2 separate regions of the Mus musculus genome follow, and region 2 is linked to region 1. The links are chromatin loops, found by intact Hi-C in ENCODE. Cell type or tissue: heart. All regions are shown on one strand. Each heading gives the region's core, and the rest is flanking DNA. Links, peaks and the distances in the headings are about the cores only.

Region 1 (5,373 bases), core at 200-5,199:
ATCTAAGTTCTTTAACATGAGACAAAGGCTGTAAAATGCACAGCTCTGCTGGGTCTCCAGTGCCACCAAACAAACTTGTCCTTGGCAAGCCCTGCATGAGCACCACATACAGTTGCCAGCATAGAAAAATAAACTCTCATAGCTCTGCGTGTTAAAATGTCTTTGCCTCCCCATGCTTTTGGTGTGGTGTCAGTATTCAGTGGTTTAAAAGTATTAGGTCTCAAAGGAACCTGAGTTTGAGACCTAACATGTCCTGGGCTAAGATAATTAGGGATTTAAATCCCAACTCCATTTGAAAAATTGCTTTTCCTTTTTCTCTTCCTTCCTCCCTCTCCCTCCCCCCCTCCCTTCTTTCCTTCCTTCCTTCCTCCCTTCCTACTTTCTTTTTTTTTTTTTTTGAGACAGGGTTTTTTTGTGTAGCCCTGGCTGTCTTCAAACTTACTCTGTAGGTCAGGCTAGCCTTGAACTTAGAAACTCACCTGCCTTTCTGCCTCCTAAGTGCTGAGATTAAAGGTGTGAGCCAAATTTCTTAACCACTGCCTTAGCTTGTCAAATGAAGATCTCTACTTACCACCAAGGGTGGATAATTAGAGAATCCACCTAAAGATAGCAATCAAATACCTGTTAAGGAGTAATGTTCAAATTAATGTACACTTTTCCCAGTTTCCCAGAGTCCTAAACACCTCTCCCATTACAGATTACAGTGTCCCTCAGTCAGCCATTCTTGCCCCCATGGCATTGGATAACTTTTCACTTGGCTAACACATACCCATTCGCCTTGTATAAAGGATGGCTCAGGATGCACAGCACTTGTCCTCCGGGAGCTCCCACACCTTATGCTTTAGGCTTTTGTATTAATACCTCAGTAAAAGGATATGGTAGCATAATACTGAGGAAGCACAAAACTACCCCTGGCTTTTTCCCCACCTTGCTTCCAAAGTCTAGCCTCCTAGAGATAAAAAAGAAGTCATGGGTTTGATCTGGGATACAGGTGTAATGCAAGAAATCTTACAAGGAATTGTGGTCTAATAGCCAACATCATCACTGTCAACTAAGTGTAGCCATGAAGATTAGGGACTGCATCCTCCAAAGTGTCCTTCATTTCAAAAGAAACTTTAAAAACTCGGTGAAAAACAGAAATACAATGTTAAACTTATTATTACCTACTGCAATTCTATTTTCAAATTATGAATTCAACACAAACTTATTAAGGAACAAACAATGCACTAGAACCTGGAATGCAAGGCCATTTTCATTCCAGCATTCACAGACTGAAGAACTAGACAAGTACAGAGGTTATGGTATTAGGTCACAGCAGCAGAGATCTTGCTAGAAATGCAGATTTCCAGCTCCAGCCTGCCAATCAGAAAGCTGAGATTTTTTAGTTCTCCAGGTGTCTGTGATCTGGTTTACAGTAGAACCATCTTCATAGTGGGAATCCAAGATGACTTTGTAGAAGACAGCTGACACACCTGAGCCAAACTTGATGTCCTCAAGTCTTCAGCTCCCTTTCCCAACCCCTTCCAGACTACACTAAGTAGGGTGCTCTCTGGTATAATAACTCACAGGGACCATTCAAATGTAGTTTCTCTGAGTAAATCTTAAGGATTTAAGGGGGGGGGGGGCTGATCATTCTTAGTTTTAAATGATTTGTCTTACATGTGAGTATGGGGATCAGAGGACAGCTCTTTAGAGTTGCTTCTCTCCTTCTACAATGTGGGTCTTGGGGGCTGAACGCGGCTTTTCAAGCTTTGTGGCAGGTGACTTAACATACTGAGCCATCTTGGTGGCCTGTAATTTTTTTCTTTCTTTCTTCACTTAGTTTCAGAAGTCTATCAGCACAACGTTTAGATACAAGCACTGAAATTTAACTAGCTAACTCTGTACGCAGATTACCTTGGACCAGGTTTAAAAAAAAAAAAGAACACATATTATTAGATGGTGCTAATTATACAGGTGAACTATTAAATAGTTCAACTATTAAATGGCCAGGAGCATTGTACACACTCATGTGACACCATCCATCTCCACAATTTTTGTATGTTCCCAAACTGAAACTCATTTAAAAACTGTTGGCATCTTTTACCTCTTCTTCCCATGGGATTTTTCTTACCATTGGACTTGCATGAACTCATTTCCAATTTCAGTGACAAATCCTTTTGTCTTCTACCAACTGTGTGTTTACTATTCATAGAGATTTTTTATAGGTGTATCTAATTTTTTAAAAATTAATGGAATACAACTTTTAGCAATTCTTATGCTTTCTCCGTTGCCATCCTTGAAATCTTTCACCAATCAATGTTATTAATACATTACCTTTTCTTTGGAGACAGGGTTTCATGTAGCCCAGGCTGGCCTCGACCTTGTTAGGTAGCCAAGGATGCCCTTGAATTTCTGGATGCCCTCCTACCTCTAGCTTCTAAATGCTGGGATTATAGGTGTCTGTGCTGCCGTGGGAGGATTATGTGCAATCCTTCGTTTATTCGGTGTAGTGGTAACAAACTCCGTCCCTCTGACGTTTCCTTCTAGTGTTTTGTTAAGGTATATTTCATCGACATAGGATTTAAACATATTTTCCCCCAAACCGTTAATTAACTATTCTAATATAATTTATTGGGTTTTCCCTAAGAGGATCTTGGACCTCATTCTTCAAACTCCCTGAGACAGTGAGGTTGTGATCCTACCACCTCTACATACCAAATGCTGGGATTAAAGTCGTGGGCCCCTACACCCTGTCATAGCAGGAATCAACCCCAGGTGCTCTGGAAGAGCAACCAGTAGTCCTCAATCCCTGAGCCGCCCCTGGGTCCTAAGTCACTGATCAGGTCGCTCCCGTTTAAACCCTTCAATGGTGCTTTACTATTCCCAGGGAGAAAGTCTAACACCTTCTAAGAGTTAACACATTTCAGAATCAGGAAGGCATCTTTTACTGCCCCCTGGCTGTCCTGGAACTCACTTTGTAGGCCAGGCTGGCCTCGAACTCAGAAATCCGCCTGCCTCTGCCTCCCGAGTGCTGGGATTAAAGGCGTGCGCCACCACGCCCGGCTGATGCCTGTTCATTACACGCAGGTACCACCAATTATTTAAGCAAGGACTTTTGCTCTTCTGTACTACACAACATACAAGCAGTTTAGACTGAGTTAATTGAAATCTCTGCTTTAGAAGTTCATGTTGTGACTAATGTGTATTATCGAGTCATTTTTCAGATTAGTTATACAGTTAGAACTACTATACTTTGCCGTATTCAATCATTCTGGGGATACTGGAAATGAGCCTGTCAAGAGGCTAGGATTAGCCCGGCGAGACCTCGGAAGTACACCAGTGGGTGTAGTTTTCCACATCCGGCTCGGTCACTTCCGGGTTCCTCCGCAGGTTAGGCCCTGACCAGGCGGAACCTTTTGAAACGCCTCCCCGTAAACAAGCGCCACGGGGACACCGGAGGAGAACGCACACCACTCTCCGCGTGCTACTTGCTTGGAGCCGCACGGGCGGATGTGAACATTCTGCCGACTTCTTCCTCTACCGTGAATGGAATGGATGTTCTAGCCGAGGAGTTCGGGAGCCTGACTCCGGAGCAGCTGACTGCGCCGATCCCGACTGTGGAGGTAAGTGCCGTGAGCGCAGGCAGCGGAAGAGGTTGGAGACGACTAAGGAGGCGTTGCCGGGAGAGTTTTCAGGATGACGAGGGCGGGTCCCTGGGCTTCTACGCATGCTCAGAACTTCTGCACATGCTCGGAGCTCCGGGTGTGTGAGCTTTTACCAGGTGTGGTTCTTGAGCGTTTGTAGCAGCAAGTACAGATCTCTCAGTAGCGTCCTACGTTTAGAAGCTTAGCGAATGGCTCTCGGGTAAAGCTTTTCTAATTTAAGTGTGCACTGGCAAGAATTGGTCCTTGTGTATTCTCTCAGGAACCAATATCTTCTTGCCGATCTCACCTGGAAGGACACAGAGATCCTGAGAACGTAGGCAATGTTCTTGAGGTCCCATAGCCGGCTTTGGTGCTAAAAGTAAATGGGAATCTCACCCTTGTCATCATTTTCCTTTTACTCCACAGTTTCTTTGGACTGCAGGTTTAGTTTAAGTACCTTGACTATCCCTTCGTCCCCCATTTTTGATCTTGTATTTTCTTAGGGGCCCCTATAGCTTTCATCAGATTCTTAAAAGTTAAAGGATAATTGCTTCACGGTGAACTGCCTAAGGAAGTGCAGTTATTGACATGATTTTGTTTCCTGAGAAGGTATATAAATTCTCACTGAACCTTGACATCTTTGGCACAGAATAGGGACATCTAGGACTGAAGATGGTCGAGGAAGAAATTCAGGCAGAGGAACAGGTTGTACATGACCCCAGACACACCATCAGTTGTTTCAGGGGAACAAATAAATCTAGTGGAGCTAGGGGAAGAGGGCAGTAAAAGATGCCTTCCTGATTCTGAAATGTGTTAACTCTTAGAAGGTGTTAGACTTTCTCCCTGGGAATAGTAAAGCACCATTGAAGGGTTTAATTGGGAGCGACCTGATCAGTGACTTAGGACCCAGGGGCGGCTCAGGGATTGAGGACTACTGGTTGCTCTTCCAGAGCACCCGTGGTTGATTCCTGCTATGACAGGGTGTAGGGGCCCACGACTTTAATCTCAGCATTTGGTATGTAGAGGTGGTAGGATCACAACCTCACTGTCTCAGGGACTTTGAAGAATGAGTTCCAAGATCCTCTTAGGGAAAATACACAGTATTTGTCTTTGTGTTTGGCTTATTTCTCAGTGTTCCCCTACTCCTAATCAACAGGACCTGCAGCCCATGCAGCAAAGGATAGTTAAGAATGTAGCCCAGTCCAAAACTGCAGACTTAACTCCAAGCTTTATGAGTGTTATTTTATTTTACTTTTAATATTTTTGGTATGGCTCTCCAGGGAGAGTTTTGTAGATCACAGCGTCGTGTTACAGTGTTGCTGTAAGGAACCTTCCTCACAATCGTCCTTAATTGCAGCATGAGCTGGAACTCTCGGTGTCTTCCAAATGGGCCACTACACTGCTTTCTGGTCCTTCTGTCTGTGTTTCCCAGCCCTAACTCAGCTTTTGAGCCACGGTGCACTGGCTCACTGGAACCTGCTGTCACCTCATTCACTACCTTAAGCCTCTTCAATGTACCTACCTTTCTTTCCTCACCATGTCTAACTCATAGCAGGCATAGACATCCTCAGTGTTCTCCACCCTGCCAGCTCCTTCAACCCTGTGCGCTTGCACACAGTGGCTCCCTTTATTTGGAATGCCTCCCTCATACAACCACCATGCTCAGTCATGGCAGTATACCTAGCATCTATAATAATCCACCTCACTGCATACTGTTATAGCACCTACCAAGTGTCATTCCATTTGC
Region 2 (5,373 bases), core at 106-5,105, 89 kb before region 1:
CGCGTTACATACTGTCTGTATGTAACTTGTTTCCTTTGCCACAAGGTGTGACAAAAATAGTACCTGACTCACCGATAGTCACCGTGAGAACTGAATGAGTCTAAACAAGTAAAGTGCCTAACTGTGCCTAACCCTCGCTGGCCGCTCCACGCAGTAGCTACTGTCTTCACCAGGCTAAGCTCTGTCCTGAGTTCCTCAGAGGCTCACGGACTCCTAGCAACATCTTCCACTCAATGCCAAAGGAGAAACAGAACAGGGATGCACACAGGATACCCTGGCTGCAGCGCATGCCCACCGACTGCTCCAGGAACTCAAAATCACGTTCACTTCCCAAGTCCCAGGTTGGATCCGACGACTCCCCTCCCCAGCCAAATACAACCTGAGTCATAAAAGAATACGCCGAGAAGGCACTAGAGAGAGGTGACCTCTAAAACTGGGTTAGTAAATCACAATGCCTTCCTGTTCTAAGCACAGCACTGAAAATAGAAGCATGGGGGTGAGCCCAGAGCCTGCAACATGGCAGGCTACCTTCAGTGTTTTCTCAATGGACCAAAGAATGGAGGAATTCAGAGCACTGCCTGATAAAGCCTGGGCAGGCCGAGCTCCTATTTAATCCCAGGTTGGCACTTCACAAATGGCTAGGAAGTTAATCAGATCAGAAACTATTACCAGTCCCCCAAGGAACCCAGTGTCTCCCCTTCTGAGGTCATGGGGTGTGTGTGTGTGTGCTTCTTTATGCACAAAGTGCTCATAACAGTTAAAATGTACTGGATGGATGTCTGTCCTTTTGACATGTGGGGGATGTCTGCTGTGTGGTGCGTGAATGCCAGCGACGGAATAATGGCTGCAACTCCATCCCTGCCTTTGTGGAGCCTTCTGGGGTAACAGTGGACAGGCCGGTGCTACTACTAATGGCTGACAGTCAACGGGGCTGTCGCAGGCATACAGAGGCCAGACACTGACTGCTCTCCCTGTTCACTTGTTTGTGTGTTTGTTTGTTTCTTTGACACAAGGTCTCTTACTGGAGCTGGAGTACCCCGATTTGGCTGGACAGGCCGGCTGGCAAACTCCAGAGATACCTCCTGTCTGTGCCTCCCCAACAATGGGATTCCAAGTGTGGACTTTTACACAGGCCCGAGAAATCTGAACCCATGTTCTTATGCTTTCACAGTAAGCACTTTACCAGCTGGGCTATCCCCAATCCCAGTTCTTACAAACCTTGATGGCGCCTTCCTCTTGCCTGGAGAATGAGAAACAGGCTCAAAGAGGAAAGCGATTTGCATACAGCTGTGAATGGGAAGGGGTAAAACCAACAAAGAGACCAAAAGGCAACATAGGAACTAACACCCATGTTCTTCAACCTGGATCTAACCACTTTGGGCTCAAGCTTCCAACTTCCCCTGTATTCTGTCACTGGAAGGCTAGCTACCTTCTGTCCTTCAGGTATAGTCGAGATTGTCCCCTTACCTGTATGGGGTCATGCCATCTCCTGATACTTCTAATGACCAGCCCTGTCCCACATACAAACCCACAAGCCCTTTCTTCTCAAAGTGTGCATAAGTTCCCCACCCCTGAAACCTACTTAGGATGCCACTTCACAAGCTTGATCTGCGCCTTTTCCTCCTCCATATCCTCCACAGGGCTCACGCACAGCCATACAACTATCAGGCTTCAATAAATATTATGACTGATTAGGAAGAGAGGAAACGGGCTAGCGATCAGACTCCCGCGGGGTGTCTGTGTTCTTAGGATGGTCTGACATTCAGCAGGCAGAGCAGAATCGCCCACTTCATTTCCCCAGCTAAGTCACCTCCCTTGGCCTACACCACTTCACAGGCTGACTCACTCCAGTTGCTCTTCCAGTCTTGAGAGGAAATTCCTAGTGGTGCACACTCAACAAAAAAGTAGGGACTTGGCAGGGCAAGCGGCATGCTGGGAAAGGAGGCCGTGGTTCCGGGCTCAGAAATGGCGGGATTTTTTGTTTCCGTCCAGCAAGTGCGTTTCATTGAGCAAGGATGTGGGTGGAGAGGATGGAGAAGGCACTAGAGGGAAGGGGGCTACACTTGGGCTGGAAGGGTAGAAACTGAGCAGTTTGCCATGAGAGTTGTCTGGTCATTCCTGAAACAGCTCGCTGGGGAATCCTTCCTCACGAATGGCCCACACTTTCTTCCACAATCTGCGACTCAAGCCAGCTGTGGTCTGTGTCAACTCACTTTGTGTCTCTTAAACCTCAATATTCGGGTCTGGAAAATGGAGTCAAATTTGTCAGCCCTCTCTTCCTCCCTCTAGTTAACTCTTTGAGTGAGGAAATAAAATACATGAATACGCTGTCTACACACCACATAAGTGTGATCTAATACTTCTGGCCTGTGTTTCCCCTAAAGCTGGAGTAGGCGACTTCAAAGGCCCACATGGGCTCCTTGGTCCAGCTAAGGACAAGGGACCTAAAGATAGACGTTTCATCTGAACTTAGCAAATGACTAAGCTCACTAGCTTCCCCCACCCCCACCCCCAAAACTCTAGGTCTATTAAAAACTGGCTCGGGTGACTCCTACTGGCATAGCCAAGGTGAAGTCTTGACTAGAGGCTTCCGGGGATGCGATGATTTCCCTTCCAGGCTCCTGTTCGGGCAACTCTGTCCATTCAACGGTTCCTAATGCAAAAAGAATGGGCTACGTAGAGCCTGCCGGCTTCCTTACAGGTCACCGCTAATGTCCTGTGACAGGCCCTTGGCCCATCCTCCCCCAATGGTCTGGCCATCCTCAGAGTCCGCTCCATCCCTCTCTGAGACCATTAACAAAGCGGGTCTGGGACCGCCCTGGCGACTAGGGCGCTGGGGTCCCAGCTCTTGCCACAGGGCCTGGGCAGGAAAGGACCAGGGCCCCTTCAGGGAGGGCAGGAGTAGAGTCCCGACCCCGCAAAAGCTGGAGTACCCACCTTCTGCTCGACGCCCTGCAAGCCCTGGCCCAGCTCATCCCTCTGACGGGAGAAGTCCTGGTGGCCACGCCGGACCTGCTGGACCTCCTCCAGGACGTGATGGACATACCAGCCCGAGAAGGCGGCCGCCGCCACCAGGGAGAGGTAGAAGAGAAAGTTGAGCACCCGGCCAAGCCTGCGCGAGCAGGACGCGGAGGACGCGTTGGCGGTGGCGGCTGAGGACCGGCCGCGGTGGCCGCCCCGGTGCGCCTGGTTCTGCGGGTGCTGCGGCGGGTGCGGCGCGGGAGGCTGCGGCTGCTGCGGCGCCGCCGGCGGCTTCTTCGCCACGTCATCCGCGCCGCCCGACGGGTGGGCGCCCTTGTCCGAGGGGCTCGCGGCGCCGTGGCCGCCCTTGGAGCCCCTTTGTTTGGCCGAGGGCATGGCGGCGGCGGCGGCTCGGCGGGATGGGCGAGCGGGGCGCGCGGCCCGGGACGCTGGCTCCGGCTCCCACGGGGACTGCGCGGGCGGCACGCGGGCGCAGCGGCGTCGGAGCGGCCGGGAACGTGGGGCGACGAGGAAGGAGGCCGGCCGCGGAAGGAGGAGGGGGCCTGGCTCCGCCGCCGCCGCGGCGCCGACCCCGCCTCCCGGGAAGGGAGGCCGAGCCCAGCCCGAGCGCCTGCCACGCAAGCGGGCCGCCGCCCCTCCTCCCTTCGCTGCGACCCCGCGGAGGGCGGGCGGAGCCCGGCGGGGCGAGGCTGGGCGCGGCTGCCCGGATGGCTGAGACTCCCAGTGCCCCGGCTACCCTCGAGAGGAGTCAGCGGGGTGGGGGTGCCTCCTGAGCACTGTGCTGAGCACGATCCCCACCCGGGCCGAGGGGGAGTGCTAGGGGGAGCGGAAAGCACGGTTCTGGAAGGTGGGGACAGGACGGGGGGGGGGGGGGTCAGACGCCCTACTTGCCCACCACTAAGCCGGGAACACCCCTCCTCTAAGGCCGCCCTGCAGCCGGGCCAGGCCTGTCTCTTCCCGAGAATTTTTGGGCTCGAAGGACTCTGCACCCAAGCACCTTGGGTATGGACTAGAACTTGTCCTAGGGAGCTGAGTTACTGAGTTATTGAGTTACTGAGTTACAGACCCTCTTTGCCTGGGCAGTAGACTGTATGCAACACCCCCAGGCCCCTTGGTTCTCTTTTCTTTTGGGGTATCATACAGTCTCTCCACAGCTCCAGTTCCTGACAGGCTCTGGGTTGAGTGTAGAGAAGCCATCAGCACCCTCACTTAGAGGGACACAGGTTGAGGTTGTCACTTCCACATTTGTAAAAAGAAATATAGCAGTGCCAGACCTGTGCTTATCAGCTGGTATGGGCTCTAAAATCCTCGCAAAAGCTTTGAACGGTTGAGATTACATTTGCCCATTTTATAGGAAACACACAAGGCTGAGCCTCGACCCCAACAGAATGCCTCAAGGTCCCACACAGCCGTGTTTTGAACCTTGGGCTGATGCTTCTGAAGCCCATGGGTGAGTCTTCACTCATGACTGGGAGGGAAACCAGAGCCCACCATCAGTGCAGATCATTGGTAATACCAATCTGGACCTTTTCCCCTGCACCTGGCTCCCGCAGTCCTAGTGTGTACTTCTGCGCGGCAGAAGTAGGGATGCTATTTCTTCTGTCTGTAACTTCCTCCCAATCTGCTTAGAAGGGGGAAAAAATTAGAAACAAAACTGGAATCTTCCCATGTTCAAATACCACCACTTCCATACTTTGGTGGTCACATGCCCGACAATACCCCTCTTGAGAAAAGTATTTTCGAGGAGACACTGAATGTGCAACTTTACAAGGGCAAAACTTTGCTGAAGGCCCACTGTGTGCCAGAGAGATGTCTGTCCACTGCTAGAGGCACCTTCCTCAAGGACAATCTTGTTGCTCCTCATTCTTTTCGTAAATCACCTTTAAAATCTGAATAGGCACATATGTGCCTGTGATCACGGGCTCTGGGTCCTGGCAGGGGGTGGGGGTGGGGGTGGGGGAAAGCATGTTTTAATGTTTTAAAAACCAACGCCTAAGAACCGAGACAATAAATGAAAAGAGAACTTGGAAAGCAAACCGTGAGCTGTACACAGAGTAGAGAATGAGGAATAATTTGGAGAATGAATTTGCATAGTAGGAGAACAGGAAGGCTATTTCTGAGCAGGAAGTGGGGTAAGCCCAGGACACCTGTCTTGACTAGAAGGGTGTGTGCTGTGTATAGAGAATGGCTGCCCATTGCAAAAGGCCACAAAATAAGGTAGCAAAAGAAGCAGGAGAGTCACTGCTATTGTGGGGAAAACACAGAGGAGATTAAATTTGGGCCAGAGTGTGCCCTAGCGAAAGCATCTGCTCTAGACAGAAGAGAACGCCCCCTCCTTGGGCTGAATAGCAGATACTGTAGCAGAAACCTCTTAGCTCAACAAAGCACAGG

What was found. A loop is a pair of places that touch in the nucleus more often than their neighbours do. Peaks named below come from ENCODE experiments on the same cell type or tissue, not always from the same donor. Only the 100,000 strongest peaks of a DNase experiment are listed, where the experiment ranks them.
Region 2: a loop joins it to region 1, with 5 times the contacts of the local background. A loop is called at or near these places in 14 of 42 quality-filtered maps.

The regions. Positions count from the first base shown.
Region 1 is chr10:84,618,934-84,624,306 of GRCm38, forward strand. Polr3b (polymerase (RNA) III (DNA directed) polypeptide B) reads left to right here and starts at 3,365. Exons shown (of 28, transcript NM_027423.2): 1 at 3,365-3,605. The coding sequence starts at 3,534. It overlaps Gm17249 (a long non-coding RNA gene), which reads right to left and starts at 3,712. Exons shown (of 2, transcript XR_380645.4): 1 at 3,264-3,712; 2 at 1,590-2,525. In heart, for the core only: a CTCF peak has its summit at 2,951; DNase peaks (open chromatin) are centred at 3,408 and 3,528; H3K4me3 peaks cover 1,984 bases; H3K27ac peaks cover 1,518 bases.
Region 2 is chr10:84,530,510-84,535,882 of GRCm38, forward strand. Ckap4 (cytoskeleton-associated protein 4) reads right to left here and starts at 3,379. Exons shown (of 2, transcript NM_175451.1): 1 at 2,938-3,379. The coding sequence starts at 3,357. In heart, for the core only: a CTCF peak has its summit at 3,063 (motif pointing right); DNase peaks (open chromatin) are centred at 432, 1,902, 2,982 and 3,622; H3K4me3 peaks cover 4,504 bases; H3K27ac peaks cover 4,050 bases.